Regions from separate parts of the Homo sapiens genome. Here regions 1 and 2 are each linked to region 3. Evidence: chromatin contacts called from ENCODE Hi-C or POLR2A ChIA-PET data. All regions are on one chromosome and are shown on one strand. Each heading gives the region's core, a stretch centred on a gene start or an enhancer-like site at or near the end of the contact. The rest is flanking DNA. Distances are from core to core; before and after follow the strand shown.

The links. A loop is a pair of places that touch in the nucleus more often than their neighbours do. ChIA-PET counts read pairs that join two places held with the same protein, here RNA polymerase II (POLR2A). Pooled maps may share reads with other maps.
Region 1: a pooled map shows a loop between it and region 3 (4-fold over the local background). The contact joins the promoter of DNMT3B here to the promoter of PLAGL2 in region 3. A Hi-C loop is called at or near these places in 3 of 50 pooled maps. POLR2A ChIA-PET finds 5 or more read pairs at or near these places in 2 of 52 experiments (HEK293 and activated T-cell).
Region 2: a pooled map shows a loop between it and region 3 (3-fold over the local background). The contact joins the promoter of COMMD7 here to the promoter of PLAGL2 in region 3. A Hi-C loop is called at or near these places in 1 of 168 maps with a recorded cell type or tissue (naive thymus-derived CD4-positive, alpha-beta T cell) and 7 of 50 pooled maps. POLR2A ChIA-PET finds 5 or more read pairs at or near these places in 3 of 52 experiments (B cell, activated CD4-positive, alpha-beta T cell and activated naive CD4-positive, alpha-beta T cell).

The regions. Positions count from the first base shown.
Region 1 is chr20:32,760,974-32,764,456 of GRCh38, reverse strand. DNMT3B (DNA methyltransferase 3 beta) reads right to left here and starts at 2,072. Exons shown (of 23, transcript NM_006892.4): 1 at 1,758-2,072. RefSeq lists enhancers at 1-483, 2,612-2,661, 2,479-3,144, 3,368-3,483 and silencers at 1,042-1,141, 1,712-2,351.
Region 2 is chr20:32,741,113-32,745,020 of GRCh38, reverse strand. COMMD7 (COMM domain containing 7) reads left to right here and starts at 1,554. Exons shown (of 9, transcript NM_053041.3): 1 at 1,554-1,713. The coding sequence starts at 1,630. RefSeq lists enhancers at 59-1,003, 1,891-2,718, 3,388-3,889 and silencers at 1,299-1,528, 1,709-1,778, 2,763-2,937.
Region 3 is chr20:32,205,782-32,209,579 of GRCh38, reverse strand. It overlaps PLAGL2 (PLAG1 like zinc finger 2), which reads left to right and starts at 1,837. Exons shown (of 3, transcript NM_002657.3): 1 at 1,837-1,939. It overlaps POFUT1 (protein O-fucosyltransferase 1), which reads right to left and starts at 1,700. Exons shown (of 7, transcript NM_015352.2): 1 at 1,515-1,700. The coding sequence starts at 1,638. RefSeq lists enhancers at 1,361-1,490, 953-1,866, 3,782-3,798 and a silencer at 1,631-2,050.

The sequences.
Region 1 (3,483 bases), core at 823-3,322, 550 kb before region 3:
TCAGGAATGGCCACCCTAAAATGAGGGGCTATTCGTTATTAAGTACAGACATCAACACTCACCATGTGCTGACCCTACACAGGCACTATCCCACTGCCTCTTTACCCAGGCCCAATGTGGTAGAGGCTATTATGCCTAAACATCTGAGGAAGATCAAGGGCTGAAGAGGTTAATTCACGCATAAGACTGGTTTCATCCTTACACAACCCTATTAGTAGGACTATTGCTAATTCACAGATGTAATAATTAAGGCACGGAGAGCAATGAACTTGGCGAGACAGGGTTTAAACACATGATGAACTAAGAACTATGCTTCCTTAAGGAAGGAAGCTTGCTTAGCCCGTGTGCTAGCTAGTGATTCCAACAATGGCAAACATGTATTGAGTGCTTACTGTATACCAACCCTATAAACTAAGTACCATCATCTCAACTCTGGAAAAATCAAGTCCGCACCTGGCGTTTCCAAGGTGGGTGAACAAGAAGCCCCAGCAGGCCTGGTAGAGGAGATAACAGCTGTTTCCCAAAAACTGCCACCCGTCTGCCACAACCCACCGCATCCAGAACTCAGGAGGCAACTCAAAGTTCATACTCTGCCCTTAATTCCCTTTAATTCAAACACTTCCCAGCTTCGGGGGAGGGTGGAAACACGGAGGCCCAGCGAGCCTCTCTCCTAGACCAGGGGAGGAAAAGGGAGCAGGGAAAGCTGGAGGCGCGGGCAAGACCTGGGCTCGGAACTCCATCCACAGGTGAGATCCTCCAGCGGGAAGCCTGGGCCCAAGGGCAGCGCAGTCTTACAACTTGTTAGGTCTTTCTCCGCTTCCACTTTCTCCCCGATAAAGTGGAGCTCAATACACCCTCCCCATGCAACCACGAGCCGGGAAGCTTATCTTCCAGGAGCTGGTGCTAGAGGTTTTGAGGCCTTAGTGTGCGAGTCTGGGAAGTGGGGCCAGCCGCACACGGGAGTTAGGCTAAGAATGGAAGGTAAGACCCCAGGGTAGGCGGCGTGGCCGGGACAGGGAGGCGCCGCCCCTCCGGCCGGCTCCTCCCGGGCCAGGTGTGCACAGGCAGAGGGCAGCCCCGCTGCTCCCCGCGCTTGATGGCTCAGCTCAGGAGCACCCCGGGAGGTCGCCCTCTGCCTCACGCCCTCCACGGCGCACACCCCAGCCCGCGCGAGTCTAAGCCCACACTCACGAGCTCTTTCCTAAAGCTGGGATTGGGGGAAGGGACAGCGCCTCGCCTGAAGACCCCACATCCCAGTTGCAAGGGGCGGACGCCCACCTGCATGGCAGAAACCCCTCCTCACCTCCTCTGCCCCTTAACTTTTCCCAAGGCAGAGGCCAGGTAATTACACCCCCTGCCCATGAGCAAAGCCCCTGTTCATGCTCTCGACGGGCACCTCCTCCTCCTCGAGTCTGGACCCCGGGAAGCCAGCGCGTCCCCCTCCCTGCGAGCAAGCTTCTCTCCTCTTCGGGCTCCTGGAGGCAGCAGACGCGTCCCTTCCTCTAGTATCTCCGGTCCCCGTCAGACGTATGTCCCCCGCGTCCCACCCGCTGTCCCCGTTCCACCCCAAGCAGGGTCCGTGGACGTTTCCTCACCCCGCAAACCCAGCCGGGTCTCCAACCCGGCGAGAGCCCCTCCTCGGGAGGTCCCTGGAGAGGGTCTCTCCCCGGCAGCTTCGGGAGCCCCCGCCGTCCCCTCCCCTAGCAGCCCTCGAAGCAGCTGGCGGCCGAGCCTCCCCGGGGCCCCGGGGCGCTCACCTGCCGCAGGGCTGGCTGGGGCGCGGCTGGGCGGCGGAGCCGCGGGTCGGGGCTGGCTGGCGGGAGGCCGGCTGGCGGCCGTGCAGGGCGCTGGGCTCGCGAATCTCCGGCGCCGATCGCCGAGCTAGGTTTACTTGGGCCACTTAACCCCAGCGCTGCCGGCCGGGCAGCGTTGCCGCCCGCTCGCCCGACCGCCAGGGAGCCGGTCCCGTCCGTCGGGGGGCGCTCGGAGCGTCCACGCGGGCTGCGGCCGCGGAGCCGGGAGCAGCTGCTGCGAGGAAGCGGCGCGGGCCGGACGGGGCAGCGGGAGTGGGTGGGGAGGGGGCGGTGCCGACTCCCCTTGTAGCCCCGGCCCGGCTCTTGCCCCGCCCCCGCCCGGGGGTGCCCCCGCCGCAGCCACTCAGATCCCCGCCCGGGCGCGGGGGGAACGGGGGGGCGGGGACGAGGGAAATTTGAAATCGCTCGGAGCCTCCCCTCCGCCCCTCTCCGCGGGCTCCGCCCCCTGGCCCCCTGCCCTCCCAACCCCGGGCCAGTGAAATCACCCTGGGGGATCAGAAGCCCTAAGCGGGAGGGGTGGGGTCAGACGTCCAAAACCAGACTCCTTCTGGGGCCTTTTTCCCGGGCTCCTTTCAACCCGAACGGAGACACACACACAGGCCTGGAGGCGGGGGCTCAGAGAGGGCAGGGCCCCCACTGTAGTCACACAGCACCAGAGTCTCCGCTTTAACCCCCACCTCCAGCCGCAGTGCCACCGGGGCGCCGCGGTGCCCCTGCCTGTCATCCTGCTTTGGACCCTCTGCCTCGCCCTTCCTCCCTTCCTTCCACCCAGCCCGGCCTTTGTCAGCCATCTTGAAGGGAGGGGAGGGCAGGGGAGGGGAAAGAAGACCAGCGGGTCTCTGGCTACCTGGGTTCCAGACCCTGCAGGCATGGACTGACTGAGGGAGAAGCCGCCCTCAGCAGGTCTCCCCACCTCTGCCCTGGGATGACCATTGAACCACTGGAAAACAGCACTTCCTAAAATTTATCTGACCTGGGACTTACATATTTGCTTGTTTACCTGCTTGTGGTCTGTCTCCACGCAGTAAACTAAGGACAGGATCTCAGTAGATGCTCAATAAATATGTGTTGAATGAATGAATGATTTATATCGCCTGTAAGCCCCTATAGGAGCCTCCCCTTTCAAGGTATATGCTACCTTAACCCCTCTCTGCCTTCACTCCAACTTCTCTGCTGCTCCTCAATACACCAAGCGTTTCCTTGTGATGGTGACTTTGACCTCGCTGTTCCCTACACCTGGACATTTCTTGCCCAGATCTTTGCAGGACCAGATTCTTACCCCTCGGTTTTCTCCCAGAAGGTCACTTTATGGAGAGGCTTTTCCCGATGACTCCACCTGAAGTCTCCCCTGTCCATCACTCCTATCCTATTTCATTCTGTTCCTAGCACTTACCGCGATCTGAAATTGTTTTGCATATCTGTTTTCCTGTTTACATTCCCCTACACACACACACACACACACACACACACACACACACACACACACACACACTATGGGAGCAGAAACCACATCTGTGTGGGTCTCCAAGTGCTTATAGTGGATGGGGGATGCATCAAAAAGGAGCTCAATACAAGTTTGTTGAATGAATGGGCATGGGTTTCCTGCCTTATGGGCTCCAGCTCCCTGAGTTACTCCACAGCTTTCTCCCTGTATCTCTTACCAGGTGAG
Region 2 (3,908 bases), core at 305-2,804, 540 kb before region 3:
GAGTGCAGTGGCGCCATCTGGGTTCACTGCAGTCTCGATCTCAAGATCTCAAGTGATCCTCTTGCCTCAGCCTCCGAGTAGCTGGGACCACAGGCATGTGCCACTCAATATTTGTTGAATGAATGTATGAATGATATAATGACTGAAGGGGATGGGCTTGGCCTTTGGGTAGAAGACTTTTTTGTTTTTTCTTTGAGACGGAGTTTCGCTCTTGTTGCCCAGGCTGGAGTGCAATGGCGCGATCTCGGCTTACCGCAACCTATGCCTCCCGGGTTCAGGGAATTCTCCTGCCTCAGCCTCCCGAGTAGCTGAGATTACAGACATGCACCACTACGCCCGGCTAATTTTGTATTTTTAGTAGAGACGGAGTTTCTCCATGTTGAGGCTGGTCTCAAACTCCTGACCTCAAGTGATCCGCCCGCCTCAGCCTCCCAAAGTGCTGGGATTACAGGAGTGAGCCACCGCGCCGGGCCGGGTAGAAGACATTTTGTTTATACTTTTACAGAAGGGATTTTCAGGAAAGGGTAGAGGAGAGGAGGAGGGCTGGTGAGGAAGGCCAGCCAAACCCCCCACATTTCCCTGCTCCAGGTTTCTCGGCATTACCTCTTTACCCTCAAGGCTGGACTTAGGGGCTAGGTGAAGCCCTTAGGCTTGGCGTTCAGTTCCTAGATTCTGGGTAGCATGTCTCTATTTTCTCATGTTTCCAGTGGGGATTAGGGTAATATTCACCTGGGAACTGTGAGGAGCCCCTGGGAAGAGAGGGCATGGGGGTTAGAGTGTTTGAGGGGCTGCAGTGATGATCACGGTCTCAGTAACCTCCCCTCACCCACCTCACCACCACCCTCCCTGCCCCGCACAGTCAAAGCCCTCGCACTATTTTGAGGAAACTTTGGTAAGTCAGTTTCTTCCACTCCAGAAGGTCTCAAAGTGTAGTCCCTGGGTGCTTATTGGAAATGCAAATTCTCAGGCTCCACCCTGGCCTTTCGAATCAGATCCTCTGGGGGCGGGGCCCGGCAATACCAGGTGATGCTGGGGTGATGCTGATGCCCTTCCAAGGTTGAGACCTAGTCTCTACTCTGATGTCAGCTCTCCGAGAGACACTCTGGCCTGCTTTGTTCCCTTCCCTGTCCCCAGTGTCTGGCATCGAGTAGGCTGCCATAAATATCTCTGGAGTGCATAGTAACAGTGATGATGATAATAGCAGCTAGCCATTGATTGAAGACCTCTTGTGTGCCGGTCTCTGCGTTAAACATTTCTGGAGGCTTAACTCATTTAAGGAGCTACCCCAGCCATCATTTTCTCAGATGGTGAAACTGAGGTTCAGAGAGGCCAAGCGCCGTACCCAAAGGTCACTCAGCGGGAGAGCTGGCAGGAAACCTCGCGTCTGCCGGTGCCGGCGCCGCCCCTGCCCCTCCCCGGAGCCCGGCGGCCGCGCGTGTCCGCGGCCCTGCGAGGGCTCCCCGGCTCCGGACAGCCCAGGGCGGCCGGGGGAGGAGTGCGCTGCGACGGCCGTGGCGAAAGTGCGGTTGTGGATGCGCGGAGAGGCCGGCAGCGGTGGCAGCGGCAGCGGAGGAGGAAGCTGAGCAGGGCGGCGGCGGCGGTGGAACCTGCGGGGCTGGGGCGCGCGCCATGGGCCGCCTGCACTGCACTGAGGACCCGGTGCCGGAGGCCGTGGGCGGCGACATGCAGCAGCTGAACCAGCTGGGCGCGCAGGTGGGCCCGGCGGCGGGGCGTGGGGCGCGGGGCCCAGGTGATTCCAGGATCCGGGCCTGGGGTGGGGGGGACGTCCGGGGGTGCGCGGGAGTTGGGAGAGACTAGACAGAGCGGCGTCTTGTGGGCGTTTGGGGTGTGTGAGGTGGGTTCGGGGCGAGGCTAAGGTGAGCTGGGGTCTGAGGAGAGTGTGGGGAGCCAAGGGATCTCCGGAGGCCTAAGGGCCACCTGAGGGGTCCGAAAGGCTTTGTGGGGTCTCAGAGATGGGACTACGGGACCTCTGCGGGGTCCTGGGGCCGAGGAGAGCTTTTGGGGTCCTAGAAGAGGGACGGAGGGGAGTCTAGATGAGGCTGAAGGAGTTTGGGGAACTGAAGGAACAGACTAAGGGCGTGGGGAGTTTTGGGGAGCAGTGGGGTCCAAAGGGAGATAGATGTTTGGCAGGGAGGCCGAGGAAGCCTGAGGGGAGTGGGAGGGCCCGAGAATCTGAGGGGGCCCGGGGAAGCTTGGCCTGGGCTGCCGTCTTACATCTCAGTGTGACATGAGTGTCAGTAATAGCCAGGCCCCACTGGGGCTCTGTGGGCCTGAGGGGCTCGATCTGGGACAAGGCTGATGACACCTTCCACCTCCACCCAGTTAAGGAGAGTCACTGGGATTCACATGGAAAGAAACCTTATACACTGTGTACAGTGGGGGTCTTCATCCTCGATGGTAGGGGAGCTAGCAAAGCCTTTTTCTCCCCCTTCAGGCTGCAGGTGCCAACCAAGGCAGTCTTGGAGGCATCCTGCTTCTGTGCTGGTTGGGATGCCTTTTCATACCACCAAGGCTGCTGAAATAGGTGAGAATGACACTTCTCACCCCCACTGGGAAGATACATCTATTTCCCCCGCTAGGTTGTCACTTCCCAGGAGGTAGCGCCCCTCTTCTTTCATCTCCATACCCCCCACAACTTCCCACACAGTAGTGCTGCTTGCGAGATAAAAACCAAACTTAGAACTTGTAACGACAGGAAGGTTCTAAGCTTGAGCTATGCAATAGAAAAATTTGCAAGCCACATTTCTAACTTTGCATTTTGTAGTAGCCACATTTAAAAATTAAATAGAAATGGAAATTAATTTTTTTTTTTTGAGACGTAGTCTCATTCTGTCACCCAGGCTGGAGTGCAGTGGCGCGATCTCGGGTCACTGCAACCTCCGCCTCCCAGGTTCAACCAGTTCTCTGTCTCAGTCTCCCGAGTAACTGGGACTACAGGCACACGCCACCATGCCCAGCTAATTTTTGTATTTTTAGTAGAGATGGGGTTTGACCATGTTGGCCAGGCTGGTCTTGAACACCTGACCTCAGGTGATCTGCCCACCTCAGCCTCCCAGAGTGTTGGGATTACAGGCGTGAGCCACTGTGCCCAGCCCTGAGTTTATCTTATGCAAGCATCCTAGAGTTTATTTACACAAACCTACTGCACCCTAGGATATATGGTATAGCGCATTGCTCCTAGGCTACAAACCTATACAGCATGTGACTGTACTGAATACCATAGGCAACTGGACTATAATGGTAAATATTTGTGTGTTTAGACAAATCTAAATAGAAAAGGTACAGTACAAATACAGTATAAAAGATAAAAAATAGGCCGGGCACGGTGGCTCACACCTACCCTAGGACTTTGGGAGGCCAAGGTGGGCGGATCACAAGGTCAGGAGATCGAGACCATCCTGGCCAACATGATGAAACCCTGTCTCTACTAAAAATACAAAAATTAGCTGGGTGTAGTGGCGGGCACTTGTAGTCCCGGCTACTCTGGAGGCTAAGGCAGGAGAATCGCCTGAACCTGAGAGGTGGAGGTTGCAGTAAGCTGCGATTGCACCACTGCATTCCAGCCTGGGCAATAGAGTGAGACTTCATCTCAAAAAAAAAAAAACAACTTTCTAGTTGGGTACGGTGGCACAGCTACCACAGTAGTCCCAGCTACTTGGGAGGCTGAGACAGGAGGATCACTTGAGCCCAGGATTTCAAGGCTGTAGTGCATGGTGATTCCACCTGTGAATAGCCATTGCACTCCAGCCTGGGCAGCATAGTGAGACCCCCATCCCTAAAAAAAAATTTTTTTTTTTCTGTTTTTGATAAGTTGACCTTAGCCTACTGTCAGTTTTTTTTTGTTTGTTTGTTTGTTTTAGACGGAGTCTTCCTCTGTCACCCAGGCT
Region 3 (3,798 bases), core at 588-3,087:
TGTGAATGCCTCAGAAGCAAGGACCCTGTGTGATTCCTTTTCTTAATCCCAGCATGGCACCTGTTCATTCATTTCACAAATATGATTGAGAGGCCACAATGTGCCAGACTCTGTGCTAGGTGCTGGGATACAGGAATGAACAAGAAGGACAAGGCCTCTGCCCCTAAGGCACTCACAGTTCACTGCAGAGACACTAAACATGTAAACAAATACATGAAAAATGTTGATAATTGCCAGAAAGAGATGAAAAAAGTTTGGTGATAGGGTAATGAGGAGATTACTTGGGTAGAGGTCAGTGAAATCCTTTCTGGTGACATTTAGGCTGAGATCTAAAGGATGGGAAACAGCTGGTCAGGCAGAAATGGAGGAGAGGATTCCAGGCATAGGGACCGCCACCTGCAGCAGTGCAGACTGGAAGACCTGAGCATGTGTGAGGAACGCAAAGGAGTTAAGTGTGGCTGCAGCTGGAGGATCAGCAGAGAAGGGAGTTGTGGAGATGGCCAGTGGAGGCCACATCATTCAGGGCCCTGAAAGTCATGGTCAGGAGTCTGGAAGCCACTGGGGGCCTTAAGATCATCCACTTCCACAATGATGATCCACCATACCCATTTCAACTGTGCACCTGGCATGGTCTTTAGATTCTCCCCTACCCTGCTCTCTTTATTTTCCCTTAGTATTCATCATCCTCTATGAAACTATGTATTTATTGTTTTATGTTTACCCCTTTTTGGGTTTGCTTGTTTCGAGACAGGGTCTCACTCTGTCACCCAGGCTGGCAGTGCGGTGGCACGATCAGAGCTCACTGCAGCCTCGAATTCCTCGGCTCAAGAGATCCTCCCACCTCAGCCTCCCAAGTAGCCGCCCAGATAACTCCCAAGGGACTACAAGCACACGATACCACGCTCTGCTTTTTTTTTTTTTTTTTTTTTTTGAGATTGGATTTTCACTATGTTGCCTAGGCTGATCTCGAGCTCCTGGCTTCAAGTGATCCTGCCTCGGTCTCTCAAAGTGGTGGGATTACAGAAGTGAGCCACCGCGCCTGGCCTACTTATTCTCAATTGTTTGTCTTCCCCAACTAAAATGAAGGCTCTACAAGGACACGGAGTTTATCTTATTCACTGCGGTATTCCCAGTACAGAGAACAGGGCCCGGCACAGAATAGGTGCCCCATAAATATTTGCTGAATCAATGAAAAATCACCAGGAGCCAGCGTGGGTCAGTGACATCAAGTCCTGCCCCACTAACTCCATTTACTGGACCCTGGACTGGCTTAGACCTCAAGCAAGTCACGTAACCTCTCCCAGCCTCAGTTTTCTCATCTGTCAAATGGAAAGTTGGACACGTTGGCCCCTCTGTGCCCTTGCAACTAAGGCAGAGAGGAGAAGAGCATGCCCCGTCCCGCTCTGAGGTTCTCTCCTGGACCTGTGAAGGTGTCTCTGGGCGCATCTGAGGAGTGGCTTTTCCTCTCCCGGCCTCAGTTTCTCCATCTGAGCAGAGGGCTTGGGAGGCCTTACCCATGCAGGGGCAGTAGAGCAGGTAACCGGCCGGGTCCCAGGAGCCCGCAGGCATCCCCGGGAGCGGCAGAAGCAGCAGCAGGAAAGACACGCTCAGCGGCCGTGCCCACGCGGCGGCGCCCATGTCGGCCCGGGAACCCGAGCCAGCCGCGGCGCACAGTCGGGGAGGGAAGGAGGGACGCGAGCGCCCGCCCCGCTCCCAGCGGTCCCTGCGCGCCGCCCGCGCACCGCCCCGGCCGCTCTAGCCCGCGGGCGGGCGGGACCATAGAGATCCCGCGGCACCGCCCCCTCCACGACCCGAGCGCCCGCTCGCGCGGCTCCCACAATGCACCGCACAATGGCCCGACCGCCGCCACTACCGGGGCCTGAGGGGGCCTGGCGGAGCCCGAGCGCGGCCCGGCCCGCAGCGTGGGGCCCCGAGCGCGGTGAGTGCCGGCGAGGGCCCCAGGGGACGGCGGGGAGAGGGGCGGGAGGCCGTCTCGCTGCGTCCGCGCGCCCTGTACCCGGAGCGGCGGCGCGCCTCATCTCGGGCCCCTCAGCGCGGTCGCCCACACCCCCGACCCGGGGCCCGGTCTGCGCCAACCCGGCCCCAGATAGGCCCTGGGGTGACGAAAACTCTCCCTGGACCCCATACCTGTGTCTGGGGGACCCGAGGAAGCCACCGGTCCCCTCCCTTCCGAGACCTGGAGACGCAGTCCTGAGGGTCCCCCATTCCCGACCCCTAGGCTCCCTGGAGACCCAGATAAGGCGCTGCTGACCTTACCAGGGACCCGGGTCTGGGGGACGCAGATAAGCTGCACCTGCTCCCTCCCTCCGACACGCCTACCCAGACCCACATAACCCCCTTTCCTGCTCCAGATAGCCCGCTCTGTACCCTGTTTCATTTTCCAGACTTACATAACTCCCTTTGAGGCTTCCCTCAAATATCTGGGTCTGGAGAAGTCGAATAAGCCCCACCTGTAGTTCCCTCCTCAGTGGCCATACTCCCAGGCTTTCGACATCTTCCATCCCGTTACCCATTTTGAGACCCTCTTGAAATTCAGAGGATACACTTCTGACTATCCCCATCCCCCCAGCCTTCCAGCCCTTATAATCCCCCATTTCATTCTTGTGGGGATCCCTTAGAGACCCAGGAAAGTTGCTCATGATTCCTTCCCATCCTCGCTCTTCCTTCCCATCCCAGAGACTCCCTCCAGACTTCTCCCTGGATTTCCTTTGCTTCTCCAGCCCTCATCCACTCCCATCTCTCCCAGGCTCGGGGAATTGAACCTTTCCCACACCACAGTGGGGTGATCTAAAAGTTGGCCTGGGACCAGGCTGTGGCCCACCTTGGTGGGGAGAAAGGGGCCTGTTAGGTGGAGGATATGGGGACACCTGTGTGGGGGAATCGGTGCTTTCACCTGCAAGCTTAGCCTGTCTCCTGGCTTGTGTGTTTTTCCACCTGTCAGCCATGGGACTGTGTGTAGAGTCTGGTCTTGGGTTTCTAACCTTTCTCTCCTAAGGTGAGGCCACCAGATTGGGAGCGGGGGTGTCGAATCACGTTTTCTCCCCATGAAAATGGGGTTGTGATGAGTTGCAGCCATTTGTTCAAGGCCTCCCCAGGAGTGGGAGGCAGCAGGAATCTGAGGAAATAGTGAATCAAAGAGACTCCAAAGAGGGCCCATCTACACTGACAGAAGAATTAGCAGCCTGAGAGTAAATCCAACCCCTGTTAATCCTGTTTGATGTTTCTTGGAATGGTGCAAGTCATTGAGACTCTCCAGCCTCCCTGTAATTTAATTCTCCCACCACTCTGGAGTGGGCGGGGGGGAAGGGGGCGACAGCATTCCCATTTCCCCTCTTCTCACTGTTTTCCAGCCAACCAGTGTGTTTTAGGATTTGTTTCTGGTTCTGAGATCAGGATCTGTTTTTTGTTTTGTTTTGTTTTGTTTTTTCTTTCCTCTAAGTCTATTTATAATTTCCCAGTTGCTATTTTGGGTTCTGCTTAAGGGAAGATTCTATCCCAAGGAACGTTCTGGGTCTATTTCCTCCGGCAGGTGTTGAATTGAGTTCTTCAGATCCCCAAGTAACTCTTGGGCAGGAGGATAAAAGCTATTTTAGGGTAGTCACTGAAGTGGAGCTGTTAATCCTCTGTGGGTCTCTTTAGTTAAGAACACTCAAAGATTAACCCTTTCCTTGTGCAGGGGTGTTATCTCTCAACTGTTTTTTAGGGGGGAGTGAGGAGAATTTGAGTGTGGCAGCAGAAGGTGGAAACATGCAACTCAATACAAAGACAAAGATAATA